Linked DNA regions of Homo sapiens: region 1 is linked to region 2. A link is a loop called in an ENCODE intact Hi-C map of the cell type or tissue named here. Cell type or tissue: PC-3. All regions are shown on one strand. Each heading gives the region's core, and the rest is flanking DNA. Links, peaks and the distances in the headings are about the cores only. Region 1 overlaps LINC02066 (long intergenic non-protein coding RNA 2066). Region 2 overlaps AADACL2-AS1 (AADACL2 antisense RNA 1).

What was found. Peaks named below come from ENCODE experiments on the same cell type or tissue, not always from the same donor. Only the 100,000 strongest peaks of a DNase experiment are listed, where the experiment ranks them.
Region 1: it touches region 2 in a loop (7-fold over the local background); 15 of 110 quality-filtered maps call a loop at or near these places.

Annotation. Positions count from the first base shown.
Region 1 is chr3:151,652,540-151,669,334 of GRCh38, forward strand. It overlaps LINC02066 (long intergenic non-protein coding RNA 2066), which reads left to right. Exons shown (of 5, transcript NR_183765.1): 5 at 5,116-5,431. Among named protein-coding and RNA genes, the nearest start is that of AADACL2, 73 kb to the right of the region's middle. In PC-3, for the core only: a CTCF peak has its summit at 8,535; no DNase peak of the experiment used is centred there.
Region 2 is chr3:151,835,825-151,852,465 of GRCh38, forward strand. All of the region lies in intron 1 of AADACL2-AS1 (AADACL2 antisense RNA 1), which reads right to left. Among named protein-coding and RNA genes, the nearest start is that of SUCNR1, 29 kb to the right of the region's middle. In PC-3, for the core only: a CTCF peak has its summit at 3,362 (motif pointing left); DNase peaks (open chromatin) are centred at 1,457 and 3,347; H3K27ac peaks cover 1,022 bases.

The sequences.
Region 1 (16,795 bases), core at 5,275-13,274, 180 kb before region 2:
ATCCTTTTTTTCCTTTTTGTGCAGATAGGGTCTTGCTGTGTTGCCCAGCTGGTCTTGAACTCCTGGGCTCAAGCAGTCCTCCTGTGTGTGGGGATTATATGTATGAGTCACTATGCCCAGCCATATTTATTTTTAATAATATACATTGACTGGCTGTAGTCACCCACACCTGTAATCCCAGCACTTTGGGAGGTTGAGGTGGGTGGATCACCTGAGGTCAGCAGTTTGAGACCAGCTTGGCCAACATAGCGAAACCCTGGGTGTGGTGGCATGTGTCTGTAATCCCAGCTACTTGGGAGGCTGAGGCAGGAGAATGGCTTGAACTCTGGAGGCGGACGTTGCAGTGAGCCCAGATTGCACCACTGCACTCCAGCCTGGGCGACAGAGTGAGACTCCATCTCCTAATAATAATAATGATAATAATACACATATACCAATGTAGCTAGTAGCACTTCTACTTTTTTTTACTTTAATCTTTGACTTGGCTTTCCCATTGAAGTAAATAAGATTGAATAATGAAAGTTATGCTTAGAGAGGGAGTTTCTCAGCTCTAAATCAAATTCTTCATAACTAGGAGATAGCAAGTAAAGTGTTACTTTGAAATGATATAACAATTCTAAGAGAAAAATACAAGCTCATGAAAGAGACTTAAAGTTTCTAAATTACCAAATCTCTCTTAAAAGTGGAAATAATGTGATGTAAGTGTAAATGAATCAATGACATTTGGACTTGATTTCACTTAAATTGCATGTGATTGCCCAGAAATGAAATTTTGCCTAGAATAATATTTTGAATTTTTGTAATAACTTTTGGACTTATGCCTAAGAATTATGCACATATCTTTAGTGATCATATTTGAAGAATAGAGTTTACTTCCTGATGTTTTCAAAATTATAAATTTAAGGTCACTTTGAGCATAAACTTGTAAAGATTAACTTGGGAAAAATGTGTATACATTTACTCAACTGGCAGATCAAACATAAATATTAGTTAAGGAAATGTCTTTTTTTTTTTTTTGAGACGGAATCTCGTCGCTGTGTCGCCCAGGCTGGAGTGCAGTGGCGCGATCTCTGCTCACTGCAACCTCCGCCTCCCGGGTTCACGCCATTCGCCTGCCTCAGCCTCTAGAGTAGCTGGGATTACAAGTGCCCGCCACCACGCCCAGCTAATTTTTTTTTTTGTATTTTTAGTAGAGACGGGGTTTCACCGTGTTAGACAGGATGGTCTGGATCTCCTGACCTTGTGATCCGCCCGCCTCGGCCTCCTAAAGTGCTGGGATTACAGGCGTGAGCCACCGCGCCCGGCCAAGGAAATTTCATCTTAAAAAGCACTGCCTGTTATCTGATTTAGCAGGTTATTTTTCACGAGTTAATTGTTATCTTTAAAATTAGCTTTCTTAAAACTAAGAGCTAATAATATATAGTTGTTATATGAAAATGTTTTTATTGGAAAGAAGAAAACCTGATCACTTGGGTCTCTTCCTGTCTTCCACAAGATAACCATTATCAATAATTTGATTAACATTTTTTCTATACACTGAGATTCTGTAAATATATTTTTATTCAGATTATTTTCACTTAACTTTTTAACCTAAACATTTTCCATGTTACTAAACATTTTTTGATGATAGTTGCTTTGTAGATGGCTATATAAAATTGTGTCCTGTAGTTGTATCATATTTTATTTTGGCAGTCTCTACTATTGAATTGTTTCCAATTTTATCATTTTATAAATATGGCTATGAAAAATATTGTGCACTGTAATATTTTTGTATATAAAAACCTTCTCTGTATTTAGAAGACCCAGAAGAACATTTAAATTACTGGATCAAAGAATAAAATATTAATCAATTTCTTGATTCAAGCAATCATTTTTTTCCCCAATTAATTACACTCCTATTAGCAGTGATTCTTAAATTAAAACAAGTCTTTATGACAGGCAAAATGCTTTATCTCATTATTTTAATTTTTGTTTATAAATCTGAGATCTTAAAAATTTTTATTTGCAGGCACTCAGAAGGAATTAACTCTTATTTTTATATTTTCTCTCTTATATTTAAAAAAGTTCTCAAAGATAAAGAACGAAACTGAACTTTCTTGGTTAGGCTGTAGGGAAGAAGAGATCTATGAATTTGTGTGTGTGTGTGTGTGTGTGTGTGTGTGTGTGTGTGTGAGACAGGGTCTTGCTCTCTCACCCAGGCTGGATTGCAGTGGCGCGATCTTGGCTCACTGCAGCCTCCGCCTCCTGAGTTCAAGCGATTCTCATGCCTGAGCCTCCAGAGTAGCTGGGATCACAGGCACACGTCATCACGCCTGGCTAATTTTTGTATTTTTGGTAGAGAAGGGGTTTCGTCAGGTTGGCCAGGCTGGTCTCCAACTCCTGACCTCAAGTGATCCGCCCACCTCAGCCTCCCAAAGTGCTGGGATTATATGCATGAGCCACTGTGCCCAGCCAGATCTATGAATATTTAATGTGTCTTCTTTTATTTAGATCTTCTTTAATTCCTTTCAATAATGTTTTGTAATTTTCAGAGAATATGTTTCATATTCCTTTTGTTACTAGTGTGCAGAAATACCATTGCTTTTTATATATTTGTCTTGCACATTCATAATGAAGTTCAACATGTACCTCTGTCTTCTGTATTTGCTGCAAATTGGTAGCAGGCTTAAATGTCTTGCAGCCTCAGGTTGTCAATTTGTTCAGACTGGAGGGTATTGTGTTCTTTCATCAGATCACCATACTATTTAGTTTTGTTCCTTTTTGTTAGCAGTTATTGATGCTCAGTGCCTTGACCCATTAACTTCAGTTGGGGTTGAAAATGGTGATATTCTAATTGTATTATGTCTTTTTTATTTTTTAGGTGTAATGATGTTATAAAGAGCCTTTTCCTCTCATCTACTAGGTTGCCCAGTGGTACAGTTCATGTGAAAAAGTCAGGATAGACTCTTGAGTCTTTACCTTTATAAACAATTTTCAGTATAATGAATTGCTAGCTTAAAGATGACTACTTTGTTGGTTTACTTTTAAATACCATTATGAACCCATTGATTTAAACATTTTTCATAGGCTTTGATCTGTTGCAATTCTTCACCATATTAAAGCTTAAGCTGTTTCATCTTTAATCAGTGTGAACCTCTTTAAGTTGGCTCCTGAGTCTTTTTGACATAACCCTTGTAGTATTTAATATTTTCCTTACTGTCTAGTAAGACAAGGTGTTCTAGGCTCAACTAATACATTACTTGGATTGGAAACAGCCATTTTTCAAGAACTTATGGTTTTGAAATGATATTTCAAGATCACAGTTAAGATACCAGGGATGTTCATTTGTTCATGAGTTAGTTAAATCACTTTTAGACTTTTTAAGTTGACAAAGCTAGAAAGTTTTATGTGTGGGCACACACAGAGTTATATTTAAGGATTAAATACATTATACTTTTATAACAGCTTTTTTTTTCTTGAGAGCAGAACAGTTAACACTATTTATTTCCTATGATGAAGTTCTGTTGAGATCATCTGAGCATCCTCTGACCCCCTGTTTTTATTCATGCTCCTGAAAGTCCCATATTAAGATTTTTCTTGGGTTCCCAACTAGCCTAAACTGAAAGTATAAAATCATAAAGATAGATGTTTGCAAGTTTTGCTATTTGTATAACAGCAAAACAACATTTACTTAAATTAGAATTTAATTAAGACTACTACAAGTTAAGATTACGATTGTTTAAAGTCCAGATACTTTGAGATAAACTCACTTTATTACAGAATATTTACCTGTTTTGTTCAAAGGAATCCAGCTTTGTTTGTATCCTATAGGGTCCCTCTGATTTAGGGGTGTCTTACAAACAGCTATGCAACTTTGAAAACACTACTTTATCAATGTACAATAATGTAACATACAAAGAAATTGGATAATTTGGGGGGCCACAGAGATTATTACTTTCTACCTAGTACATAGTTTTTGCTTTTGTAAGTAAAGCTCTTTTGGTGAAAGATAGTTTGGCTTAGGCCTATCTCAAAATCATGAGATATTTAACCTGGGTTTATTTTTCTGTTTTGGAGTTGTGTGTTTATTCAAAAGATGGTTTATGAAATAAAGCCATTTGTTTCCAATTGTGCAAGTCTTAATCCTGTAATTAATAACAGATTTTTTTTCAAAAAAGAAAAGAAACCATTCTCTTTTGCATTAAAACTTTTTGGGTAGCCTTTCAAATATTTTGGTGCCATTTAAATATTCTCTATTAAAACAAGTCACATTAAAAGGGCTTTTCTGCAGAATAACCATCCTTTCAACAAATCTATGGTTAAGATCCCACTCCCTCATTGTTTTCTCCTAAGGAATAGAATGTTGTTTATATCCTAAAAATTACCATGAAATGGTGATATATGTACCTTAATTTCTGACACAACCTAGGTTATTCTGAATGATTTGCCGGAACTTCCAGGGATATTTTTTATATTAAAATATATACTTGTGGTGTTGCAGATAGGCAGGAATCTAAATGTATAGGGCATGCCCAACTGCATCAGACAAATCAGTTATGTTTTTCTCCTGTTTTTCTTTTCAACCTCAGCAGTTAAAAAAATTATGGTAAAGATGTTTTTAAGAGAAAGTATGGCTAGTCAACAAAGTATACAGCCTGTAAATAGCAAGTTTGAAACTTCCACTCTTAAAGTTCTTTTAATTCTTCTTAAACTTACTTGCTAATTTCAGTTTTTTCTACCTCTTAGGATTTCAAAGGACCCAATGCTTATGTGATTTGATGTATAAGAACTGTTCTAAATGATTGTTCTTCATCTTTTCCTGGAGATATTTAAGTAGATCATTAATTCCTTAACTGTCAGCTCATTAAACAGTGGGTTATTACTAGGCACATGTATGTAACCTTTGATTCTCGCCATTTTAAAACAGGATGAATTTTTTTTTAAAAATTGGTCTATGTGGCACTTATCTTCTTCAGGCCACAGTTTTTTCATCTGATCGATTAAACAAATGTAAGCCTGCTGTATTCATTTTGGAAGGGGGAGTTACATTTACCCAGGAACTTTAAGTTTTATCTTTCCAGGACAAAAAATTATATTGGATTCCCTCTGTGATAGCTCTTTCTTTTCTGTCTCTAGGTTGAGAAGAAAAACCTGGCCCTTGTTCTTAGCCACTTTAATGAAGCATCACTTGCCACAGAGAGGGGAAAATAGCAATTTGCATTCTGAGATAATTTAAGACTAACCTTTAACTATATGTGCATTAATGTATGGCTAAAAATATGTATCAAGATTTTAAAATTATTAAAGGAAGCTTACAGATGATAAAGAAGATAAATATTTGAAAGAAAAATTAATCTTTGAATATATAGTCTGCTCTTAACAAGAAGCACTATGTGATTTTATTCTTTGATAGCAAAGATTGTTATAATTATTAAAACACTCTCACTCAAGAGCCCGTTTGTGTGTGTATGTGTTTGTGTGTGGGTGTGTGTGATTTTTTTCATGCTTTTGAATCCATTTCTAACGAAATTTGAAGTCTCAAAAGGCTAGAGTTTCTAATATTTATTACTTACTGCTGAGTTGGATTTTCAACCTAAGTCAAAATTACAACTGTTTCCTATAACTGTTTATTATCTTTAAAACTGTTAGAACTTATATACGGCCTCCTTTTGAGCAACAAATTCGCCTCCAAACCAGAATAATAAAAACTATCAATATGTTTTTTACCCCAAAAGACTACTAGACACCACCAATACTTTGCCCTTTCTCTTCATGAGGAGGGATAAGAAAAATGATTGCATATGTATATATGATTGTGCCATAATTTTAATTAGCTTAACACTACTGTCAAAACTGTCCTGTTTGCCAAACTCAAGATAAAAGAAGCGCTGACAAATCAAAAAGGAAAGCTGATCTCTCTTATGGTAATTATATACAAAATGAATATATTTCAATAAATGTGTACTTTTGGACAAATGAATAGGAACAGTTAAGGTAATGCATAAAGACTGCCAGAATAACTAAGTTGATTTGAAACAGAGTTACTTTTTAAGTTTAAAATCGCTTGCCAATTGTGACAATCATAACACACATTTTATAGGATAAATTAAAGGACCTTACAAACTCATCAGTAACTTCATCAATAATATATTCTTATTTTTAGAGTAATCATTTACTAAATTCTTAAAATATTTATTCATGTGAAACTTCAGTGCAGGACTTCACTGTTCCCCATTCTGATTTTGTTCATTATTGTAATAAAATCACCAAGAGTATTTTAGTCCTGTAAGTAAAAAGTGGTTCTGCTTTTCCTTCACACTTGCATAAAGTCCTCTGCTACAAGATTCAGAGTATTCTAGAAGAAATATCAAAAGAATGATGACTTCAGTAAAGGATTTTACTGCATGCTCTTAACAATGGGTTCTGCATGGAATAGCCTAAGGTGCACATGCTTCCTCCTCCCGTGAGCAGACTGAGGATTTCTAACACTCTTGGTGCAAATACAGATGATGTTGTGAAATAATTCAAGATAAAATGAATAAGAAGTAATGACCTCAGTCTGAATGACACTGATGAGAAAATTAAGTTGTGGTTGATGTTTTAGTTTTTAATTGAAATATAACAACGCCCATCTTTCTTTCTTCTTGATCTATCGATGTTAACAGACTAAGTATACTTCTACAAACTGGAAAAACTCTTTAAATGTTATCTTTTTCAATTGACACGTTAGAATTCAAAGAAGTTTAAAAAAATCTAATATACAAAATAACTAATAAATCATCGGAAAAATTTAAGGAAGATGATTTTGCCAAACTAAAAAACACATTATTGTTGTGTTGACCAAACTGCTCAGAACAATAGTTAAACATTAGGCATAATGCCTCCAAAGTGTCCTGTTGCTTTTTATTACAATGTGGTTATTTACATAGTTTCAACATAAATCTTTCTTCTTTACAGGATATAATTGAACAAATCAAATTTATAACCATGAGTGTTACAGAAATGCCACAGCTACAGATAAATTTTATTAAATCAAGCATGCTAAGTCCAATATTGAAGAACAGGGGATATTCTTCTTGAGGCTACTGTGTACTCCCTGGTGCCTGCTCTATGATTTATAGGTCCCAGACTTACCAGCTTGGAAAGAATATCACTTCTGGTAGGATAGGAACATTGACACTATGGGAATCTTGAAAGAAGAAAAATATCTCTACATTTATAAGTACTTCAGGCAAAACTTAGTAGGAGTGTATTGGATGTTGTCTAAATACTAGCCTTGGAATACATATGTTTATAAGGGTAATGAAAGTCCTTCTGGCAAGAAGACTATGACCTCGGGAGCTTCACAGATCCTCCAGGGAGAAATAAAATACGAAATTATAGTTTCCTATGGATTTAGTTTGTTAACCATATCAACCAGTACATTTTTAAATAAATAAAACCAACTAAATAAAGAAAACATCAAATTAGTGATACTGAATTAGAAAATAGCTAAACAAATTTGTGTGGTTAAATCTTCACTTTGGAGATGAAATGACCAGAAACAGACACTGAGTGGGCAAAATGGACACCTTGCTCTGCTGCCATTGTGGTTACACACCTCAGATAACAGTTGGGAAGAAAGATACTTTATATCCTCAGATAAACTTTAAAGAGCAAAACATCCCACAGAGCACTAATTCCTCAGTAGTGAAGCCTTGAGCCCTTTCTTAAGTTGCTACCTCTCTGACTTTTGAAATACTGATAACTAGAGATATATGATGACCTTTGACCCTTGCAGATATAAAAATCAAGTGAATGAATTTTTATTTTCCAACCTTGAACAGACTAACTTTGGTAACATTTTTTGTTTCTTTATGGGTTTTTACTTTAAGTACCTTCTATATATATATTTTTAAATAGACAGTTATTCTGAAACCTGGACATTTTTTGCAAAATATTGCAAGAGAAAAATATTTATTTTTGTAAAATGCTTCATGTGTCCTGTTTTTTTTTTTGTGTGTGGTTGTTGTTGTTGTTTTCCACAGAGGCCACATGATGTGTGGCACAGTGAGGGACTAGTATCATCTGCAGATGGAGCAGGAACCAAAAAAGTTCTGTCGGTTCAACTGAAATATTTTACTATGAGTTTGCTTTTGTTTAGTTTTACAAATCTGTCTTATACCTTCACAGTGGATCATTTAACCCTTGCTTCTGAATTTTTCCATTGAATTTGTTTTAGTAAAATTACTTACCAAAAATAGACACTTGGTTAAAATAAGATCCCTAACAAATGGATCTTTAGATTCATTCCTTACTGTTCCCTTAAAAATATAAACACACTTTATGATCTTGCTGTGAAACCATTTTTTCTTAATACTGTAGTTTTCAATTTTCTAGTTTTCAAGTTTCTGTTTCTAAAATGGCTAGTTTTCTGGTTGGTTAAAACAAGTCAGAAGAATGAGATACGGCTGGTGATTTTCTCTTCTCTTATGTACATTAAAATATTTGACAGCAATATTGGTACGCTTTGGTTTCAAAGTATGCCTGTCTTTTCATGAGAAGAAAAAATAATTTTGGGGACTATACTGCCTCTCAGTGGTTCGTTTAATATTTATTTCAATCACAAAATATTTTATGAGATGAAAAACCTAAAATTTTCAATAATAGATTTCTCAGTGTTTTTACTTCGATTAGCTCATAAGAAAAACAGTAATGTGAGTTATCTTGCAATATATGTTTGTCTACCCCCATTGATTGGACACCAATAGCCATGATGTGTTACAAAGAGTTTCAAGGTCTACTTTCCCCAAAGAAGGAATGAATTAGTCTATATGCAAAGGAGGCATTGATGTATTCTGAAAGAGAAGGTGCCAAACCAGGCTGAGTAAAGGGCATAATCAGCTTGGAAAAGTTCATTGTTATGAGTTATGAAAATTCATAAGTCCAGATATTACCAAGTGGCCTTTTTTTTTTTTTTTTTTTTTTTTTTTTTTTTTTTTTTGAGACGGAGCCTTTCTCTGCCACCCAGGCTGGAGAGCAGTGGTGTGATCTCGGCTCACTGCAACCTTCACCTCCTGTGTTCAAGCAATTCTCCTGCCCCAGCCTCCCAAGTAGCCCGGATCACAGGCATGCGCCACCACACCAAGTTAATTTTTTTTATTTTTAGTAGAGACAGGGTTTCACCACGTTGGTCAGGCTGGTCTGGAACTCCTGACCTCAGGTGATTGACCTGCCTCCGCCTCCCAGGGTGCTGGGATTACAGGCGTGAGCCACCTTGCCCAGCCACCAAGTGGCTTTTTGATCTGTATTTTGGTATCCTAAGAATAAATCTTACAAATTAGAGAGTTTAAAGTTTACTTTAACCTCTCTACCTGTTAAGTTGGCTTAGTTCAACTTGTGTGTGTGTGTGTGTGTGTGTGTGTTTCTATAAACACGGGGCTATTCCAAGAACCTGCAGAAGGACAGAGTTGAGTACAATTTGGTTTCAATCATCAAAAAAATTATTATTCATTATAACAAAAAGGGAATACTCCACTTTTGTCCCCTTGACATTACTCAGCATTTGTTGATGAATTGAATAATCAAAGCTGTCAACTATTTCTCCTTTTAGTAGTAGTATCTTTATAATTTGCTGTAAGATGTTATGCCAAAAACAGTGATGAAAAGAGTGGAAAAACAGGTTTCTGAAATCTATGAGTTTGCTGTATATAGGGTGAGGACCCACAATTTGGTGTCTACAGTTTTTCAGAAATGCCTCAGTTTTTAAATTGATTTATAATATTAATAGGCATATTGATTTATGATCTTGTAGGCTAATTTATTCAAGACTGTCAATGACTAGAAGTTTTAAAACAAACTAAACTGGAAGCTTGTAATAGTGTTGAATAGATAATCTTATTTAAGTTTTTACAATCTCACTTTCATACAAGTTCTAGACTTTTCAAGAAATAGGAAGCTTTGAAGAAAAGGAGTAGGAAAGAGGAAATGCACTGATTATTTTAGCAGATATATTTCTTGGCACTAGGGATCAATATGTTAGGCATAAGTAAGTCTTGGCAGAGGCTGCCAGAGAGCAGATGTTAATACCTTGTCTACTAACCCAGAACATAGAGTATCGCTTGATGATAAGGCAAGGAAAATTCAGCGAAGGAACATCCTAATTTGACTGAGTGGTTACCCAAAAGATGATGAATTTTAAGCTGCCAGTAACTCAGTTTACTCTGAATTAACAGGAATGAAACTTCCCCTCATGGGCACTTAAGACAAAATAAGGGCTATGTGAAGTTTCACTATAGCAAGCAAATAGACTTGCATTTTTCAAGATTTGCCTGTTGTGACAATAAATTTACATCTGCCATAAAATATTTGGAGTTTTAGAAGATGGATCAGCATATAGATAATCTCTGAAAACAAAAAAAGCTAGACAACATCATGCAGAAAGGTCTAAGCAGAAGAAGTGAGTAGGAGACAGAATTCCAGGGCTTCTAACATGTATAGTACAGAACTAAGAGAGTTATATGAACCTATATGAAGGGGGAGGAAGTGGGGAGGCGCATGGACCTTCTAAGGCATCAGCAATGCTTTCTCCTTTTATCCTGGGTGGTAAGTATGTAGTGTTTGCTTTATTATTAGTAGTATTATTTTTAAATGAGTACACATTTTACATAATCTTCTGAATGTTAATCATCTTTCATAATAAAATGAAAAAATGCCAAAACAGTAGAAACATTAGGAAAAAATTAAGTTTTACAAAAAAATGTTTAAAACCAGGGTAGCAGCAACAGCTTATTGAGAAGGTAGATTGTCCTAAGAAGTCAGCTTTATTAAGGTGTAATTCACCTACAAGAAAATGCACCCATTTTAAGTTCTATGAATTTGGCAAATATACAAAGCAGTGTAACCACCACCACATTTAACAGAACATTTCTATTACTTCAGACGGTTTCCTTGTGCCCCTGTCCAGCTAATCCTTACCCCTCTTCCCTGACCCTAGGCACCCACTGATCTGCTATTGTACTGTAGGAATTATCTAGAATTTTATATAAATGGTGTCATGTTATATAAATGGTGTCATGCACTCTTTTGTATCTGACCTCTTTGGCACAACATAATCTTTTTGAGACCTATTCAGGTGGTTGTGTAGATTAGAGTTTCATTCCTTTTATTGTTAAAAAGTATCTCACTATGTGGCAGCTATGGAAATGTACCACTCAGACCTCCTTAACAGAACCAGCTACAGCAGTTGCCCCTCTGCATCTACCACCATATTCTAGTTATGACTACACTTCTCTAGGAATGTTCCCAGCAGAGGACTAAGAATAGTGGAGGATTACTGTTGTCCCATTTCTGCAGAATGTAGGATTCCTTTAATGAGCATTTTTGGCTCAGAGAATCCCTATTTGTCACCCTGAGAGAGAGAGAGAAAGGAAGGAGAAGGAAGGGAGGAAGGGAGAAAAGGAGGGAGGGAGGGAAAGTGTAGACCAGTTCTAGAGAAAACATTTTCAGACAATGGTACCAAAGTCAGAAGTCAGAATAATCGTCATGTTAGGGACTATAGAGATTAATAGAACAGCAAATTCATTTACTTTCCTGAAATTTTGTGGAAAGCTATATAGACATCAACCATCTTTATCAAATTTACCTGACTTCTTTAATGGAAGTATGGGGGTATCACAGGATTAGTGCCCTTTGTAATTATCCCTTATTGTTTTGATTCTTTCATAACTGGTTTTATCCATTTTATTTGAGCTCTAAGGCCAAGCAATGCATGGATCTGTTTCAGCTCAGTGTGTTTTTCCACTGTGGTCTGGGACTGGCCCCCTCTGCCATACCCTTTTTCTTTCAAAGGCATATAGTATGGAGCCCCACATACACTCTGTCTGGAGGTACAGAATATGGTAGTTTAAAAATTGCACAGCGGGTCTCTCCCCAGGGGATACAGGAAATCAGAAAAAAAGTAAGAAAATATGCTCTTCAGTTATATAGCCAATCTGTAGGGGAACCATACAGGAATAGGAACAAGATGGATCCCAAATACCAACACCCTATCTTTATCACCAAATAGAAGCAAGAAATGCCCTAGGAAATTGCAGAATAAGTAACACCAGTTCCTACTTCCAAGATTCCCTAAGCCGGTTCATTTTAAGCCCTTTGACAATTATTTCCTAGTCTCCGGACTTTCATGCTTCCTGTATTCCTACTGAGAGGTGACGTGAAAAGGAGTCAGAGAGAAAGAAGGACAGACACAGAAAGTCTAATTGGGATTGTAAAGTAAGGATAGATTTTGTTATTTCTTGCAAACTGAGAAATCCTTTGAGAGTGTGTGGTAGTAGGATAATGCATGTTACACTGTTAACTTTTAGCAAACTTTACTTTTTCTGTATAGATAGCTCCTTCCTGATTCTGTAAGTACTTTAAGATTTGGCTGAGTGCAAACAGCTCGCATGTTTAAGCAGACCAACTATTAGGCAATTTTCCTAATTCTGCTTCTGTTAGCGTTTCCTTATCACTTACAGAATACCCATTGTGTCTTTTTCCCTTAATCACCTAGGAGGAAACATCTATCATCCTGTCCTGAAGGGAGTTCCTCCTTGGTCTGGTTGGACCTTTGTATGGTAATTAATTAAGATTTAGATCACCTATTAGGAAACCTTCTGAGTTAAGGATTTTTGATAGAAAGGCTACGGATTGTCAGTGACCTCAGTGCTTTTGGGCTATGCCCTTGTTTACACTGACAACAAGGTGGTAATGGAGTGTTATAGGGTTACAGAGAAGACCTTCAATTATCAATGATAGGTCTTAAATTTACCCTGGCTTTTAAAGGAATAGGGTACACTGTTTTTTCTTTACTACTTCCATCTCTCTTTCTTTCTCTTTGACTTCTTGTCTCTTTCTCTCTCTTCCTCTCTCTGTCTCTCTCTTTGACTCCTTCTTTGTCTCTTCCTCTCTCTCTTTCTGTGTCTCTCTTTCTTTCCCTCTCTGACTCCCTCTCTTTGTGTCTCTGTTTCTTCCTCTTTCTCTTTCTCTGACTTCCTGTCTCTTTCTCTCTTTCCTTTCTGCTGCCTCTGCCAGCTGTTATGCTGCTGTTCTCCCTTCTCCTTCCCTTTTTGATGGCTTCAGCAGTGTCAGACTGTCACCTCCTTGGGTTTTTGCACTGCATGCAATAACTCCATAATTTCCTTGTGTATTTATTGGGAGTACCCCCAGAGATTAGGGGGAACCCTAACCCTTTCTTTCCATATTGCAGCATGGGCATGTAGGATTAGATAAGCATACTTGCTATGTGTATACACATTTATTCTTTTTCCCTTTCCCAGTTCTAAGTCTTGGGTAAGTGCCACTAGTTCTGCTAACTGGGTGCTGGTCCCTGGGGGAAGAGGCTTACTTTCAAGTACAGCTACATCAGTAACTATGGCATAACCTGACCTTCGTATCCCATTCTCCACAAATGAACTTCCATCGGCATATAGGTTAAGGTCAGGATTAGCTAAGGGGACTTCTAAGAGATCATCTCGGGTGGCATAAGTCTGGACTATAATTTGTTGGCTGTCATGCTCGATTGGTTCCTCATCCTCTGGGAGAAAAGTGGCAGGGTTGAGGGCCATGCATGTTTGTATTTGAAGCACCAGTCCCTTAAGGAGTAGTGCCTGGTATCTAAGTAGGTGATTGTCTGATAGCCATAAACTTCCTTTGGCACCTAGTATGCCATTTACATCATGAGTAATCCAGACAGTGAGATCCTTTCCTTGTATTATTTTGATAGCCTCTTACACTAAGACAGCCACCACTGCAACTACCTGTAAACAGTGAGGCCAGCCTTTTGCTACCACATCAATTTCCTTAGGTTGTCCCACTAGTCTGAGTAAGGTCTCCAAGAGCTATCCCTGCTCTCTCTGTGATGTATAAAGAGAAGTGTCCTGTGGGAAGGCTTAAAGCTGGAGCTTGTACTAGGGCCTGCTTTAAGGTTTTGAAGGCTGTTTCTGTCCCTGGTTCCCATTCTACTAGATGAGTATTTGCTCTCTGGGTCTCCTTGATTAGAATATATAGGGGCCTGGCTATCTCACTGTATCTGGGGATCCATAGTCGGCAAAAGCCGGTGATTTCAAGGAACACCCACAACTGTTTTAATGTCTTAGGGCAAGGATAGGCTGTATTTGTTCCTTGCTAAGGGCCCTGGTCCCTCTGGCTAAGATTAGGCCTAGATATTTAACCTGCTGTAAACAAAGCTGGGCCTTCAACCTAGATGCGTAGTACCCTTGATTAGCTAGAAAGTTCAAGAGATCTAGAGTAGCCTGCTGGCATGAGGCTTCTGAACTGGTAGCCAAAAGTAAATCATCCACATACTGAAGGACCAGAGTGCCTGAACTTGAGAAGTGGCCTAGATCTTGGGCCAGTACCTGACCAAACAGGTGAGGGCTATCCCTAAACCCCTGGGGCAAGACCATCCACTTAAGTTGGGATGTGTGGTCTGTGGGATCCTCAAAGGCAAATAGAAACTGGGAGTCATAGTGAAGGGGAATACAGAAGAAGGCATCCTTGAGGTCCAGAACCGTGAACCATTCTGCTTCCTCTGGTATTTGAGAGAGAAGGGTATAAGGGTTGGGTACAACTGGATACTGAGGAAATACAGCCTCATTGATGAGTCTAAGATCTAGCACTAGTCTCCATTGACCATTCAGCTTTTGTACTCCTAGAATTGGGGTGTTGCAGGGACTGCTGCATTTCCTTCCTAAGCCTTGAGCTTTTAAATATTTAACAATATCCTGTATTCCTTTATGAGCTTCAGGCCTTAAGGGATATTGCCTTTGATAAGGAAAAGTGGTGGGGTCTTTTAGCCTGATTTGGACTGGGTGGGCATTTTTTGCCCTTTCAAATTGTCTTTCCAATGCCCAGACTTCAGGGTTGATTCCCTCCTCAAGTAGAGGACAACAAATGGGTAACTTGTTCCCCGTATTCATGTAGATAATAGCTCCAGCTTTGGCTAATATGTCCCTCCCTAATAAGGGTGTGGGACTTTCAGGCATAACAAGAAAGGCATGTGAAAAGAGCAAAGTCTCCCAATTACAACTGAGGAGGTGGGAGAAATACCTGGTTATAGGCTGTCCCAGGATTCCTTGGATGGTAATGGACCTTGAGGATAGTCATCCAGGATAGGAGATTTACACTGAGAAGGCTGCACCAGTGTCCAGAAGGAAGTCAATTTCCTGGCCCTCAATAGTTAAACATACCCAGGGCTCAGTGAGGGTGATGACATGAGCTGGCACTTGCCCCAGGCACCCTCAATCCTGTTGTTGGATCATCTGGTTGGGGGCTTCTGACCCAGGGAACCTTTGTCTTCTGGGGCAGTGCACCTTCCAGTGATTGCCTCAGCATAGCAGACATGGATGAGGGGATGGCTTGTTTCTCGTTGGACAATCTTTTTTAAAGTGTCCTTGTAAGCCACACTGATAACAAGCCCTACCGGGTGACTGGCCTGCTCCATTTTCTGTCCTCTCTGAACCACCAAGGTTTGTTTGTCTGAGGGCCATGACTAAGGCTGCGGCCTTTCTCTGATCTTGCTTTTCCTTTTGAGCTTGTTCCTCTTGGTCCCTATTGTAGAACACCAAGGTTGCCAGGTTTAATAATGCCTCCAAATTTTGTTCAGGGCCCAGGACCTGCTTTTGAAGCTTTCTCCTGATATCTGTGGCTGATTGGGTAATAAACTTATCTTTTAGAATCAATTGACCCTCAAGTGATTCGGGTGACAGGGGAGTATATTTTCTTAAGGTCTCCCATATCAGCTCGAGGAAGGCAGAAGGATTTTCTTCCTTTCTCTGAGTTATGGTGGACATTATTATTCAATGATGATGGGCTTTTTCCTAATTCAATTATTCAATTAATGGGCTTTTTCCTAATTCTCCTTAGTCCTTCTAGAACACAGGTCAACAGATGTTTATGACTCCAGTCCCCATGATCTGAGTCAAGGTCCCAGTGGGGATCTGTACTGGAGATGGCTTGCTGACCAGTAGGGAATTTGTCCCTTTCTTCAGCTGTCATTCTATCATTTACTTGACTAAGATACCAAGTATCTCCAAACTCTCAGGCTGCAGCTAAAGCTGCATTCTTTTCATTAAAGGCCAGGGTTTTATCTACCAATAGCATGACATCTCTCCAAGTGAGATCGAAGGTTTGCCCTAGACCCTGTAGGACATCTATGTACCTATCAGGATCATCTGAAAACTTCCCCAGGTCTGCCTTGATCTGCTTTTAATCAGAGAGGAAGAAAGAGACGTGTACCCGGGTTGGACCAAATTCCCCTCCCCCTATAGCTTGAAGGGGACATAACCGATAGCCCGGGGTTTTTGTGGTCCTTTGGAGATTTCCTTGCTTATTTCCTTCTGGGCAGGGGAGATTAGAGGAGGCTTATCATTAATAGGAAGGGGAGCTATAGGGAGGCTAGGATATGGGGGTAAGCTGTGTGGTCCTCCTGTAGGGTGTAAATTTCAAGCTTTGCATAGTTGTGTATTCCCCTTCAATGAAAAGAAAGCTTGGACATAAGATATTACACTCCATTTGCCTTCCTTCTTACAGAAAAGGTCAAGCTGCAGGATAGTATTGTAATTTGTACTTCCCTCAGGTGGCAATTTTTCCCCATCAGAAAGAGAATATTGGGGCCAAGCCATAGTGCAGAAAAAAATGAGCCACCTCTTTTTCAGGATTTGGGGGTCAAATTGGTCCCAATGGCTTAGAATGTATTTCAAGGTTGAGCCTGTTGATGCCTGAGTGTTTCCCATCTGAAAGACAAAACCACCCATGGTTTTAGTTTTTTTGTATCCCCCCCTGCCCAAAAACCTGC
Region 2 (16,641 bases), core at 1-8,000:
AGCCAACCCCCATAGGCCAGTTTCAAAGGCTTTGCCATCAATTGCTTAAGGATTTTGGAGACTACTTTTTGCTTTCTTAGAAAGGGTGGTAGGAAAACAAGGGAATCTGAATCATACAAATACCAGATTAAGTATAAAACCACTAACTAGGTAACCTCAGGAAAATCTCAAGATTCCTGAGACTGCCGCAAAGATCCACAGCTCTGTTGTTAATAGTGTGCAACGTGGATAATCAAGAGTTAATTATGCTTAGTTTCTTTACCATATAAACAAATCAATACCACTTCTGATGTACCTCAATAGTGGAAAAAGCATTTAACATTCTGCAATGAATCACTGCAAATTGGTATGTTGCTTTGGCCCTAAGTGTATGTGTTGGGGAGCGGCAGGAGGGAATTTGAGCTGCACAAATACCCAGTAAACCAAAAAGGTGCTCAGGCATTTAGAAACTCACCAGGTGCCAGAGGGGGCATGACACGCAGGATCCAGGAGAAGATTTTGATTTCCTCTGTGCTCTGAGCTCTTTAACCTGGACCTGAGGAATATCTGCCCAGCAACCCGTCAAAAGGAAGCAGTGGGAAAAAAAGCACACAGCTGTGGCTGGTGACCATTTTAACCTCAAAAAAACCACAGCTGCTGGTTGTTACCAAATGCCAAAAAATCACTAAACCTTGTTGATTGTTTCATGTAACTTATGTCTAGCCTTCTAGCCTTTAAAATTTTTCATTTACAGGAGGAGCAGTATTGAAAATAAATAAAATTAAATTAAAAAATAAAATAAAATAAACTTTTCATAGCTTTCCCGGAGTTTTTCAAGTTTATTTTATATTATATTATTGTTAAACGGGGTCTAATCTTGGTACCAGTACTTTAAATTATTCTCTTAGAATAAATATTCACAATTTCTTTCTCTTGATGCCAAAAAGAGATTAATTAGGGCTGGAATTATTTCCAATGGCATTTCAAAAATTCTTAGCTCCTCCTCTCCCTAGGCTTGAGCATTGTTATAAAATTAAAAATAGCCCATTTTGGAAAGTCCAAGATTCTTTAAAACTGAAGTCTCTTATAAAAAATCAAGAGGAGGCTGAGAGGAGGCTTCTCTCTCATTTGCCAATTTCTTTAAAACAAGAGGCACCGTTGTCAGTACTTTTAAAGTGCTGAAAAAGACTACAAGCCTGCAAAAGAAGGCTGAGTGTTTCATTCTAGAGCTGTTTTTTCTTAGTGAACATCCATTGACTTCATTTGGAGGTTGTATCTGAGTGAGCCCTCTTTCTTACAAGTAAAGTAAAACACCAGTCAGCTGAACTCTTTATCAAACATACTCTTCATTTATCTCTTGATGACACAATGTCACTCTTCCCTTTCAAGCTGAGCCTTCAGATTCTCCAAAGGTTTCGACCTCCCACAAAGTCTTCACGAGGTGACTCGCTCTTCAAGGAGCCCTGCTATTATGCCATATGGTGTTATGACTCAGCAAACCTGCAGTCCCTTCTACTTCCGAGACCTGGAAAGACATGTTCTAACTGCTTCTGGATGAACCAGGCATACCAGTATTAGTTCATGCCATCCAAAAAGAAACTTCATGTTCTTTTTAACTCTAAATTACTAAAGCTAAAAGTTACAGTCTTCTGATCTTCAAGAGTTCCCAGAATTATGCTCTCTGGTGATTAAACTCCCTTCCCTAAAAAGTGGCTCATCCTAATAGTGCAATGTTCACTATGTGTCAGCTTTAAAATTCTATGCCTGTAAAATACTCGAAGTTTAGAGAATGCATCTTTTTTCAAACGCTTCTTAACTTTCTGAGGGTGAGGACCAATTTAACAGGATTACATGTAAATTGGCCTTTCAGCTATGACCATTTCAAATCTTGGAAAATTTTTCTCCTGCATACGCTTTATCCTTAAGTAAAGATACATAGTATCTATTTAGAGATCTAATCACAACTTTATAACCTTTAAAATATTTATTCTATAAATTAAATACCAAATATGAACATATAGCGTGTACACATATGCATATATGTACATATGTATGTGTGTGTATATATAGGTATACACATATACATAAAATCTCAAACAAAGAAATTGTCAATAAGATTAAACTGTGGCTCCCTGGAGTATACGAGAAGTTATATACATGAGCTAGAACTCAATCAGTAATTTGGAATTGAAGATTGGCTTAGGAAATAAGAAACTTCATACTTTATACTAATTTAAGTAAAACACTTTGCTTGAATATATTTAAGTATATAGACTGTTAGATGAATTCTATTTTTAATCTAATTAAATTAGAAGTAACATGCATTAGTATATTAGCTAAATCTCATTTATTTACAGTGAATCGAAGTTGGACATATTCCTTGAAAATATTTTGAAAATTATTTTAATGATTAAGAATCAATTAAAAAGAGATTTTACTTTATTTGCTAAAGAATGACTTTCAATAGTTTAGTCTCAAAATTGTTACACATGATTACCAGTGTGAAATATATGAGCAAAGATAAAAATAATACCTCCCTGCCAAAAACAGCTCCTGTTAGAAAATATTTTATTAACTAATCAAATAATCTTCTGGTAAATACAGAGAGATGTTTAAAGGTTGCAATCGAATTACAAGGACACAATAAAACTAAAGGAAATGCAAGAATGCCAGAACCGTTTATTAATAAAATACTGATTTATACAATTGATATTAAAAATGACAGTTATTTTGTCGTTTTCTTTTGAAAATAAGCAAATTATGCCTGTAATCTCAGCACTTTGGGAAGCCGAGGTGGGCGGATCACGAGGTCAGGAGATGGAGACCATCCTGGCTAACATGGTGAAATCCTATCTCTACTAAAAATACAAAAAATTAGCCAGGCATGATGGAACGCGCCTGTAGTCCAGACTACTCGGGAGGCTGAGGCAGGAGAATCACTTGAACCCAGGAGGTGGAGGTGGCACTGAGCAGAGATTGCGCCGAGATTGCGCCACTGCACCTCAGCCTGGGCAACAGAGCGAGACTCTGTCTCAAAATAAACAAACAAACAAACAAACTATTATTTAAAAATTAATGTAAAATAATGGATTAGAAATTATTACAATTTACTTCTTCAGCTTAATCATGTATGATTTCCGTACAGTTTTCACTTAGAAGACAATAAGAGAGAAGATGCGTATCGTCAAATGAGTTTAGATTTTTAAGTGCTCAATTTTCCAATACAGTGCAAAGAAACTGAAATTGCTTTCGGTCAGAAGAAAATAAGATAAAATTCAGTAAAAAGGAAATAAAGCCAAATGCATTCAGTTGGAACGGAACTCCGCCAGTTAGTGACTACAGCGTAAGGATTGTTTTCTTTCATACGTTCTTAGTCTGCCCCCTTGTGGGCTCCAGAAAGCTGTTACCCAGCATAAGCTAACGTGATAAAGTTAGATATCCAATAAAATCATGTTTTAATAATTCCTTTAATGTGGTTTAGAAAAATGTCTAAACTTGCTTTAGTTTATCAAACAAAAGCATTTAAAATTATAAATAAATATCTCAAAACTTACACCTCTAAATAAATTGAAAGAAGATATTTCCTTTAATTCCTAAAATTCTTTTTAAGAATGAAATTACCCATCCTGGGCAACATAGCGAGAGTCTGTCTCTAAAACAATTAGCCAGGGATGGTGCCATAGTCCCAGCCTCTCAGCAGGCTGAGATGGCAGGATCCTTTGAGCCAAGGAGTTTCAAGTTTCAGTGAACTGCCATCATTATGCCACTGTGCTCCAGCCTGGGCTGAGAGAGGGAGGCTCCATCTCTCAAAAGAAAAGAAAAAGAAAATAAATTACTATATAAGCCTCATAGAAATTGGAACTATAAAGCAATTGTCAAAAAATGCTATCTGAAACAATCTAGCTGAGGTGGGTTTTTTTTGCATTTATTTAATGTTCCATGTATAGAATGGAAAGCATTTATGACTTCTTTGTAAAAATAAACTGCATTACTATTATTGGAGAGACGAAGAGGCACATTAACTACATTATCTTCTTGTAATTGAAAATTGCTCCGATGGAGATACTGCAAGTTTGAAGATCTGAACTTCATTGCCGATGTCATTGTCATTCCTTGATTTGCCTAAACTTAAAATTTCAACATTTGTAGATTAAAAGGTATCCTGTGATAACCATCTCCTGGCATATTTTATAACTAATAGATAAATATTGTTGATGTCTTTTAAATTAAATTCTTAAATTTTTAGTATTTAAATAGGCAATCACTAGGTAACTATAATCAATATGCTTGATTTTGTTTTTTATTACATATTCCATATGTTTCATTTTATCTTCTACATTACACACAGTCCTTCCATGAATTCAGGCATATGTTGTTTTTTCATTTTTGGCAGTACAATACACTTTTGGCTTTCCATGTTTAATTGGATGAGTAGATTCTTACAAAAAATAAGACAAAGAATAAACACTAATATTTCGATTAATTATAATACCATTTTCTCAAGTAGTGTTCCAGGATTCAGTATGACCATAACCTTTAAGTAAAGTTCAATACATTGTTTCAAGATAGAAAGCAAAGTAAAACCAGGTGGTACAAACTAAGTTACATGCTCATACAGGCCCACGCGCATGTGTGCACACACACACACATACACACACACTCACAATTTTCTTACCAACACATCTCTCTGTAACTCTTTGGTGATCCTGGACAAGGTTCCCACGCCTCTTTGGATTTAGTTTTCTCGCCTATGAAATGGTACTATATCAGCTGGTCAATATTTTTTTGAACTGAGGTCTACAGATCTGCTTATGTGTCCACAAGTGGTCCAGTAGAATTTTAAAGTACAGTTTTCCCTCAGTATCTCTAGGGAATTGATTCCAGGACCTCTCACAAATACCAAAATCCATTGATGCTCAAGTTCCTGTTATAAAATGGCATAGTATTTGCAAATACCAAAATCTATTGATGCTCAAGTTCCTGTTATAAAATGGCATAGTATTTGCATATAATCTAAGCAAATCCTCCTCTATAGATTATATGCAAATCCTCCTCTATTCAGTCATGAATCACTTAACCATAGGGATACATTCTGAGAAATGTTGTTAAGCAATTTTTTTGTTGCGTGAATTTCATAGAATGTACTTACACAAACCTAGATGATATAGCCGACTATACACCTAGGCTATATGGTACAGCCCTATCACTTCTAGGCTGCAAACCTGTACAGCATGTTAGGGTACTAAATACCACAGGCAATTGGAATACAACTGTATTAGTGTATCTAAACATATTTAAACATAGCAAAGGCAATGCCATGCACTATAATGTTAAAATGGCTGTGATATCACTAGACAGTAGAAAATTTTCAGCTTCATTAGAATGTTATGGGGCCACCATTGTATATGTGGTCTAAAACATCAATATGTAGCACATAACTGTACTTTAAATAAGCTCTAGGTTACTTATAATACCTCATCCAATGTAAATGATATGTAAATAGTTATTATACCATGTTGTTTAAGGAATATGACAAGAAAAAATGTCTGCATATGTTTAGTGCAGATGCGATTCAAAAAAATGTATTTTTGATCCAGGATTGGTTGAATCCACAGATGTATAACTCATGACTATGAAGGGATGACTGTGCTTTGTTTTTATAATTATGGTAATATAAACACATACACAAATTGTGGATCATTTAGATGACCACTTTATAACTGGGCACAGCCATGAAACCAAAACCTAAAGTCGAGGTTTTGAATTTTTAAAATTGAAAAATCTTTGTAGTCCTCATAGGTACTCTTGATAGTCCACAAGTGCCCAAATTTGAGAAACGTTTCTCAAATTCCTTTCAGCATTTAATATTGATTTAAAAATGTGATGCTCACTTGCTTTAAATGAAGCTACCAGCAGAAAGCAGCACACTGAAAAAAAAAAAGACAAAATTGCTTTTCCTCTATTAGGTTTGTGTGCTCAACTCCTATAAGCATCTTGAAAGAAGTAGAGCGATTTAGACGATAATGCATTTGACGTCTAAACCCAAGCAGTAACAGTGTTTGTGAAGGAAAACCTCCAGGAAGAGCTTGCTAAAATTTCTAACAAAATGATGTTAATCTATAGTGCTCTTTGTCAGCATGTAACAGAAGAGATGTCATAAACTCCGAGAGAAAAGAAAAGTCAAAACATTAAAAGGATTCGTGACATCAATGATACAGAAGCAAAGAATGTTAAACATTTCAAGGAAATACACTCCACAAACACAAAAGTCGCTCCCTTGTGGTTTCAAAATAATTGAACCTATGCAAAAATGAAGTTATTAATGAATGGACTGAACATTATTAAGAGCAATTTATCAAAAGAAAGATAGATTGCTGATCAGTTGCAGAATGAACATACTCCAAACGTAAAGATGGTTCAGAGTATTTGGACTAATCAATTGTAATAACTCAAAGCAGAAGGAAATAGATGGCAAGTAGAAAGACTAATATCTGTTGAGCTTCTAATGTGTGTTTATTTTAATCAAATAATTACTAAGATCATCTACTAATAACAATCATGGGTTCAAACTCTGTCTCTGCTAACAAATAGTTCAAAGCCCACAAATTTGTAAAGATCACTAAAAAAAAAAAGCAGAATTCAAAAATTGTCAAATACAGAATTCTTATTTTTGGGAGCCAATATAATTAGTTACCAATATTTATTTTTTGTTTGTTTTGGGGGTTTTTCATTTTATTTTTTGTTTTCTGGGTTTGTTTTTGTTTTGAGACAGGGTCTCACTCTGTCATCCTGGCTAGAGTGCAGCAGTGCAATTATGGCTCAGCCTTATCCTCCCCAGGCTCAGGTGATTCTCCCGTATCAGCCTCTGGAGTGGCTGGGACTACAGGCGTGTGCCACCATGCCAGGCTAACTTTGCTATTTTCTGTAGAGACCAGGGTTTTGCCATGTTCCCAGGCTGGTCTTGAACTCCTGGGCTCAAGGGATCCTCCCGACTCTGCCTCCCAAAGTAGAGGGATTACAGGCTTGAGTCACCAGGCACAGCCAGTTACCAACACTTAATTACTATATCGATGCTACTTTTGTGATCTAATTATTTGAGTTTTATTTAATTTGATCTGATATGTTGAGTATAATACAGACAATCATGAATTTGTTACCAAAATATTTAATGATTATACTTTTTCATTAAAAAAACTAATTTAAAATTCATAACTGAATAAGCATTTGTCATAAAATACATCATTATCCTATAATTAACTTCTTTCTTTTTAGCATATATGTGTTATTTCTAGACATATAACAGAGGGGATATGTTTTAATATTAAAATTATAACTTTAATTTTTTAAAAAAATCATATTTCTTTATGAATCAGTCCTTAAAAATTTTAGACTCTTTATGGCCCCATATATTCATTTCTGATCAAACACACCGAAAATAAAAACAAAAACCCAGATAAACACCAAAACTGCCCATCTAAGTTAGATCTGCCCCTTTCTCTCTTGCCAATAATGGAAAAATCACCAGCTTTCACAACTTTGCAGAAAAGGTCAAAAATAAACAAAAGAACAGGCCATGTGTTTTATTATGATGTTAACACAAATAAAAGAGAAAGCAAACATTTCTCCCTCTGCTTTCATAGTACACAAGATTAAAAGCAACAGCTGGCTTTGCCTTCCTAAAACTATCTATCATGTTCACAATTGCCTAACACTGACTTAGAGATAAACTGAGCTGAAGGTATACAGAGAGAAGGGTTCTATCATAATTGTGCCACGACTTCTGGCTGACTGAATTCTGTGAAACCTACAGCACACCCTCTGATATTCTCCCTCACCTCAGAGCAGTGTCTCAACACTTTACTAATTAGTGTACTAGCCTTGTGATTTTGCCATATCTAGGTGTCATCCATACTATTAATTTTCTTAATGTTTTCTATTAATTATTATAAAATTAAATACATTTGTTCTTAAGAAGCCAACTTTATGTTATATCATAAATAGGAAAGTAGTGTCTCCTGTCATGAATGTAATAGAAATAAAATACTAGTACATACTATCTGAATACTCTTGCCTATCAAAACTCTGAGCCTAAGGCCTCACATATCTTTTATAAAGGATAACAGCAAGTGTTACAGAATACTAAAAACTTGAAATAATCAAATAAGAGTTTCTTCTTGATGTATTTCACATTGGTTGAAAGGTAATTGTAAAAAGGAAATGCAAGATTCGAGTTTGGTAATAAAAAAGTCAGGATTGATAATGTTTTAGATTCGTACATTTCCAGGCACTTCAGAAAAATATCAATTTTATGTCAAGCTCCAAGACAACCCAGAATATCCCATCAGGCCTCCCCAAGGTTGGAGTGAAGTCTGCTGGAGGCATAATAGGTTTCATTATCCACAGACTCAGCTCTCCATCTGTCCGTATCATTCCTTTCTCCTGATATACAATTCTCTCACCATGTTTCCTTCAAGTTAAGAGGCTGTTAAATGTACACTGGCTACTATATTAGAGTAAGAGCAACTTATTGGGTATAAATAAAACTATGAAATTTGACAAAAATATAGTTTGGAATTTGCTGTTGTTTTCAGGTTTACTTCCATCCAATACTAGGCTGAGGTCAGTTATGTTTATTTTGTTTGCTTGTTTTCTTCCCAGTTGTATTAATTATTGAGCATTTAAGATCCAATTTTGTTTGCCTCCAAAGTTTGCCATTGATCAACATATAATTCAATTTCTACAAACAAATGATAAAACTTAACCGAACCAACTATGCCCAAACCACATCAGTTAACACCACTTGTCTGAATAGAATTCTTTTCATTCTCTAAGGCTCAACCCCAAAACATTTTCTCTTTACTTTCTCAATAAGAACTTTATTTCATTGTTGCAACACTCAATTTTTGTCCTTTTTTAAAAAATTATTTAAAAAATTATTTTTTATTTCATATTTCCCTGTAGTACCTATTATAATGTTTTGTATTAGAAACTAAATAATTGCTGAATTCATTTATGAATAAATAAATAGGAAGTGACTATATTTGAACCGAACACTATTAAAGACTTCCCAAACAATTATGTTGATTATATTAAAGAGAATATATATCTTGTTTTTTGCATAACAGTATATTGAATCTCTAATGAAAACAAGCTTTGAAAATATATTTAGGAGATTAACTTTACATTTTAAAATCCAATGTGTAGAATTTTTACAAATATGACAGTATTTTGTATAGAAATGTACTCCCTCCCTCAAAGGAAGAATGGAGAAAGTCATTGCTTTATCCTGATTCCATTTAATAAAATTTATATCGGTCCTCAGAGAATTTATTTATTTAATTAATTTATTTAATTTTATGTTAGTATTAAAACTAGCATAACTATGTCATATAATAGCAACTTATAGTCAATGTAGAGACTAAAGCTTTTAGAGTTGTTTTATAAAAGCAGATCTAACAAATACTTTTAAAATGTTTATCTTTTTAACTTAGCTATAATTTATTACTGAGTAAGATATAAATCAAAGTTAATCATTCTCTGTATTTTTATTGCTTTAAAAGGCATGTCTGAAATGGTGAATTATTTTCTCATTAGAATTTTAATCAATTACTAAAGTTCCATTTTATAATTTATTTATTTTTGTAGTCAATATTTAATCTGCTATTATGTGTTAAGCACTTCAAGTGAATAATGATTAATCAGTTTTCGTCCTTTCTGTTTAGTTGGGACTCTTGTTTTTAAGTAAAAGAAACACGTTTAATCATCTAAATAATAAAGCAGTTTAGTGGGGATTTGAAGGAATATGGGAGAGCAATTTCTAAAATATGGAAAAACAGCTCATAGAAAAACCAAAGGCAGAAACTGCCTAGAGCCACAGCTCATGGAAAAGTGAAGGTAACAGCTACCAGGGACCCAAGCTCCTATCTCCTAGAGGGTGATTCCTCTACCTTGCTCTGGATTTCTGATTTAAAATGGAATAAATGACACAGCAACACCCTTTACCTCACAGAAATCTTGATACATGCTTTGACTTCTGCTCTTGATGATGCCTCATTTTCTCAGTTACCCCGTTTGAAATTTCCAAAGAGAAATCTAATATCTAGGCTTACTTTTCCAAACCAGATTATTTAATTCAGAGGTCAAACCATGAGAGCCCACCCCTAAACATCCTGCACAATAAGGGCTTACTTGCTCAGCACACCCTGTGGGTTAGCAGGATCTCTTAAGTGTGACTGAGATTTCTTGAACATTTTCCTCCAAAAACTTCGGGTTTCTTGAGGTAGATAAGTACATCATCCAAAGTATTCTTTGCATATTCACAGGTAGAACCAAATTTCACTTTCTAGTTTTTTCAAATAGTATGTTAACATAATCATGTATGTTTTCTTATCTCACTTTACAAGTAAAATTCTTGTCAGATTACATACTGAATTCTATTCCTTAAGATATATTTCTTTTTTTCTTTTTTCTTTTACTTTAACTTCTGGGATACAAGTGCAGAACATGCAGGTTTGTTACATAGGTATACATGTGCCAGAGTGGTTTGCTGCACCTATCAAGCCATCATCTAGGTTTTAAGCCCCACGTGCATTAGCTATTTGTCCTAACGTTCTCCCTCCCTTCGCCCCCAAGCCCCTGACTGGCCCAAGTGTGTGTTGTTACCTTCCCTGTGTCCATGTGTTCTCATTGTTCGACTCCCACTTATGAGTGAGAACGTGTGGTGTTTGGTTTTCTGTTCCTGTGTTAGTTTGCTGAGGATGATGGCTTCTAGCTTCATCCTTGTCCCTGCAAAGGACATGAACTCATTCGTTTTTAGGGCTGCATAGTATTCCATGGTGTATATTACCACATTTTCTTTATCCAGTCTATCATTGATGGGCATTTGGGTTGGTTCCATGTCTTTGTTATTGTAAATAGTGCCGCAGTAAACATTCATGTGCATGTGTCTTTATAGTAGAATGATTTATAATCCTTTGGGTATATACCCAGGAATGGGATCGCCGGGTCAAATGGTATTTCTGGTTCTAGATCCTTGAGGAATCGCCCCACTGTCTTCAACAATGGTTGAACTAATTTACATCCCCACCAAGTGTAAAAGCGTCTCTATTTCTCCACAGCATCACCAGCATCTATTGTTTCTTGACCTTTTTAATAATCGCCATTCTGACTGGCATGAGATAGTATCTCATTGTGGTTTTGATTTGCACTTCTCTAATGATGAGTGATGTTGAGCTTTTTTTTATGTTTATTGGCTGTATAAATGTCTTCTTTTGAGAAGTGTCTATTCACATCCTTTGCCTACTTTTTGATGGGGTTGTTTTTTTTCCTGTAAATTTGTTTAAGTTCTTTGTAGATTCTGAATATTAGACCTTTGTCAGGTGGGTAGATTGCAAAAATTTTCTCCTGTTCTTTAGGTTGTCATTCACTCTGATGATAGTTTATTTTGCTGTGCAGAAGTTCTTTAGTTTAGCTAGATCCCATTTGTCAATTTTGGCTTTTGTTGCCATTGCTTTTTGTCATGAAGTCTTTGCCCATGCATATGTCCTGAATGGTATTGCCTAGGTTTTCATCTAGGGTTTTCATGGTTTTGGGTTTTACATTTAAGTCTTTAATCCATCTTGAGTTAAGTTTTGTATAAGGTCTAAAGAAGGGATCCAGTTTCAGTTTTCTGCATATGGCTAGCCATGTTTCCCAGCACCATGTATTAAATAGGGAATCTTTTCCCCATTACTTGTTCTTGTCAGGTTTGTCGAAGATCAGACGGTTGTAGATGTGTGGTGTTATTTCTGAGGTCTCTGTTGTGTTCCATTGGTCTATATGTCTGTTTCGGTAGCAGTACCATGTTGTTTTGGTTACTGTAGCCTTGTAGTACAGTTTGAAGTCTGGTAGCATGAGGCCTTCAGCTTTGTTGTTTTTGCTTAGGATTGTCTGGGCTATACAGGCTCTTTTTTTTTTTTTTGGTTCCATTTAAATTTCAAAGTAGTTTTTTCTAATTCTGTGAAGAATGTTAAGGGTAGCTTGATGGGAATAGCATTGAATCTATAAATTACTTTGGGCAATATGGCCATTTTCATGATATTGATTCTTCCTATCCATGAGGATAGAAAGTTTTTCCATTTGTTTGTGTCCTCTCTTATTTCCTTGAGCAGTAGTTTGTAGTTCTCATTGAAGAGGTCCTTCACATCCTTTGTTAGCTATATTCCTAGATATTTTATTCTCTTTGTAGCAATTGTGATAGGGAATTCATTTACGATTTGGCTCTCTGCTTGTCTATTGTTGGTGTATAGGAATGCTTGTGATTTATGCACATTGATTCTGTATCCTGAGACTTTGCCTAAACTGCTCATCAGCTTAAGTAGTTTTTGGGCTGAATCAATGAGGTTTTCTAACTATAGAATCATGTCGGCAAACAGAAAATTTGACTTCCTCTCTTCCTATTTGAATATGCTTTCTTTCTTTCTCTGGCCTGATTGCCCTGGCTAGAACTTCCAATATTGTGTGGAATAGGAGTGGTGAGAGAGGGCCTCCTTTGTCTTGATCTGGTTTTCAAAAGGAGTGCTTCCAGCTTTGCCCATTTAGTATGATATTGGCTGTAGGTTTGTCATAAATAGCTCTTATCATTTTGAGATATGTTCCATCCATACCTAGTTTATTGAGAGTTTTTAACATGAAGGGATGTTGAATGTTATTGAAGGCCTTTTCTGCATCTATTGAGATAATCATGTGGTTTTTGTCATTGGTTCTAAGTGATGGATTATGTTTGTTGATTTGTGTATGTTGAACTAGCCTTGCATCCCAGGGATGAAGCCAACTTGATCATGTTGGATAAGCTTTTTGATGTGCTGCTGGATTTGGTTTGCCAGTATTTTATTGAGGATTTTCATATCAATGTTCATCAGGTATATTGGACTGAAGTTTTATTTTTTTGTTGTGTTTCTGCCAGGTTTTGGTATCAGGATGATGCAGGCCTCATAAAATGAGTTAGAGAGGAGTCCTTTTCAATTGTTTGGAATAGTTTCAGAAGGAAACTATTCTTTTTACCTCTAGTAGAATTCAGCTGTGAATCCGTCTTGTCCTGGGCTTTTTTTGGTTGGTAGGCTACTAATTACTGCCTCAATTTCAGAACTTATTATTGGTCTATTCATGGATTCAACTTCTTCCTGGTTTAGTCTTGGGAGGGTGTATGTGTCCAGGAATCTATCCATTTTCTAAATTTTCTAGTTTATTTGCATAGAAGTGTTTATAGTGTTCTTTGATGGTAGTTTGTATTTCTGTAGGGTCAGTGGTGATATCCACTTTACTATTTTTTGCTGTGTCTATTTGATTCTTCTCTCTTTTCTTCTTTATTAGTCTAGCTAGTGGTCTATCTATTTTGTTTTTTGTTTTCAATAAAAACAGTTCCCGGATTCATTGATTTTTTTGAACTTTTTTTTTGTGCGTGTGTATCTCTTTCAGTTCTGCTATGATCTTAGTTAATTCTTGTCTTCTGCTAGGTTTTGGATTTGTTTGCCTTGATTCTCTAGCTCTTTTAATTGTGATGTTAGGGTGTTGACTTGAGATTTTCTAGCTTTCTGATCTGGGTATTTAGTGCTATAAATTTCCCTCTTAACACTCTTTTAGCTGTGTCCCACAGATTCTGGTACGTTGTGTCTTTGTTCTCATTGGTTTCAAAGAACTTCTTAATTTCTGCCTAAATTTCATTATTTACCCATGATTCATTCAGGAGCAGGTTGTTCCATTTCCATGTAGTTGTGTGGTTTTGAGTGAGTTTCTTAATCCTGAGTTCTAATTTGATTGCACTGTGGTCTGCGAGACTGTTATGATTTCCATTCTTTTGCATTTGCTAAGGAGTGTTTTACTTCCAGGTACGTGGTTGATTTTAGAATCAGTGCCATGTCCACTGAAAAGAATGTATATTCTCTTGATTTGTGGTGGAGAATTCTGTCGATGTCTATTAGGTCCACTTGATTCAGAGCCTAGTTCAAGTCCTGAATATCCTTGTTAATTTTCAGTCTCGTTGTTCTGTCTAATATTGGCAGTGGGGTGTTGAAGTCTCCCACTATTATTGTGTGGGAGTCTAAGTCTCTTTTGTAGGTCTCTAAGAACATGTTTTATGAATCTGGGTACTCCCATATTGGGTGCATATATATTTAGGATAGTTACCTCTTCTTGCTGAATTGATCCCTTTACCATTATGTAATGCCCTTCTTTGTCTTTTTTGAACTTGGTTGGTTTAAAGTCTGTTTTGTCAGAGACTAGGATTGCAACCACTGTTGGTTTTTTTTTGTTGTTGTTGTTGTTTTTTGCTTTCCATTTGCTTGGTAAATTTTCCTTCATCCTTTTATTTTAAGCCTATGTGTGTCTTTGCACACGAGATGGGTCTCCTGAATACAGCATATCAATGGGTCTTGACTATCCAATTTGCCAGTCTGTGTCTTTTAATTTGGGTATTTAGCCCATTTACATTTAAGGTTAATATTTTATGTGTGAATTTGACCCTGTCATCAAGATGCTATCTGGTTATTTTGCATACTAGTTGATGCAGTTTCTTCATAGTGATATTGGCCTTTACATTTTGGTGTGTTTTTGCAGTAGCTGGTACTGGATTTTCTTTTCCAAATTTAGTGCTTCCTTCAGCAGCTTTTGTAAGGCGGGCCTGGTGGTGATGAAATCTCTCAGCATTTGCTTGTCTGTAAAGGATTTTAGTTCTTCTTCACTTATGAAGCTTAGTTTGGCTGGATATGAAATTCTGGGTTGAAAATTCTTTCCTTTAACAATGTTGAATATTGGCCCTCACTCTCTTCTGGTTTGTAGGGTTTCTGCTGAGAGGTCCACTGTTAGTCTGATGGGCTTCCCTTTGTAGGTGACCTGGTCTTTCTCTCTGGCTGCCCTTAACATTTTTTCCTATATTTCAACTGTGGACAATCTGATGATTATGTGTTGTGGGGTTGACATTCTCATGGAGTATCTTAGTGGTGTTCTCTGTATTTCCTGAATTTGCATGTTGCCCTGTCTTGCTAGGTTGGGGAAGTTCTCTTGGACAATATCCTGAAGTGTGTTTTCCAACTTGGTTCCCTATCTCTTTCAGGTACTCCAATCGATCATAGGCTTGATCTTTTAACATAGTTCCATATTTCTCTGAGGTTTTGTTCATTTCTTTTCATTCTTTTTTTCTTTAATCTTGTCTGCATGACTTATTTCAGCAAGATGGTCTTTAAACTCTGATATCCTTTCTTCTGCTTGGTCCATTCGGCTGTTGATACTTGTGTATGCTTCATGAAGTTCTCATGCTGTGTTTTTCAGTTCCAATAGGTCATTTATGTTCCTCTCTAAATTGGTTATTCTAGTTAGCAGCTCTTGTAACTTTTTATCAAGGTTCTTAGCTTCTTTGCATTGGGTTAGAACATGCTCCTTTAGCTCAGTAGAGCTTATTATTACCCACCTTCTGAAGCCTACTTCTGTCCATTTCTCCATTTCATCCACTGTTGAGTTCTGCACTGTTGCTGGAGAGGCATTGAGATCATTTGGAAGAGAAGATGCACTCTGACCTTTTGGGTTTTCAGTGTTTTCTCATAGATTCTTTCTCATCTTCATGAGTTTGCCTAATTTCAATCTTTGAGGCTGCTGACCCTTGGATGAGGTTTTTATGGGGACATTTTTTTTTTGTTGATGCTGTTGTTGTTGCTTTCTGTTTGCTTTTCTTTCCGTGGTCAGGTCCCTCTTCTGTAGGGCTACTGCAGTTTGCTGGGGTTCACTTCAGGCCCTATTCACCTGGTTTATTCTTGCGCCTGGAGATGCCACTTGAGGAGGCTGGAGAACAGCACAGATGGGTGCCGGCTCCTTCCTCTAGGATCTCTGATCTCAAGGGGCACTGACCTGATGCCAGTAGGATTGCTCCTGTATAGGGTGTCTAACAACCCCTGTTGGAGGGTCTCACCCAGTTGGGTGCCATGAGGAGCAGGACCCCTTTAACGAAGCACTTTGACTGTCCCTTGGTGGAGTGGGTGTGCTTCACTGGAGGAAAAACCATTCATCTGGGCTGCCCGGATTCCTCAGAACTAGCGGGAGGAAAGACTAAGTCTCCTGGTCTGTGGAGACTGTGGCCACCCCTACCCTAGGTGCTCAGGCCCAAGAAGATCAGGAGATCAGAGTTCTGTCCCAGAACCCCTGGCTGGAGTTGTTGGAATTCCTGCAGAGAGGCCCCACCCAGTGTGGAAGGAAGAGTCAGGGTAAGGCCCAAAGAGGCACTCTGGCCGCAGTCTGCCATAGCTGGTGTGTTGAGCTGTGGGGAATACTGCTTGGGACCAAGCCATCCAGCCCTCCCTGGCTCCACCAGGGGAAAAGCAAGGCCTGGAGCTATAGAGATGGCTGCTGCCCTTCCCCCACCCTGGAAGCTTAGTGTGTGAGGCAGCTATCAGTCCCAGTGTTGGCTGCTGCCCCTCCCACAAGGAGCACGAATGGCTTAGACATCAGGCAGCTGCAGCTGTGGTTCTGGCCGCCCCTCCCTCCAGGCTTAAGCAGATTGTAGCTGACTGGCTGTTGAGAATCTGAGTGGCTCTGTGGTTGGGACCCTAGGCCCCGGTGGCATGAGCTCACAAATTGGATCTTCTGATCCACAGGTTGCACAGTGCTGTGGAAAAAGCACAGTTTCCCAGGCTGGGT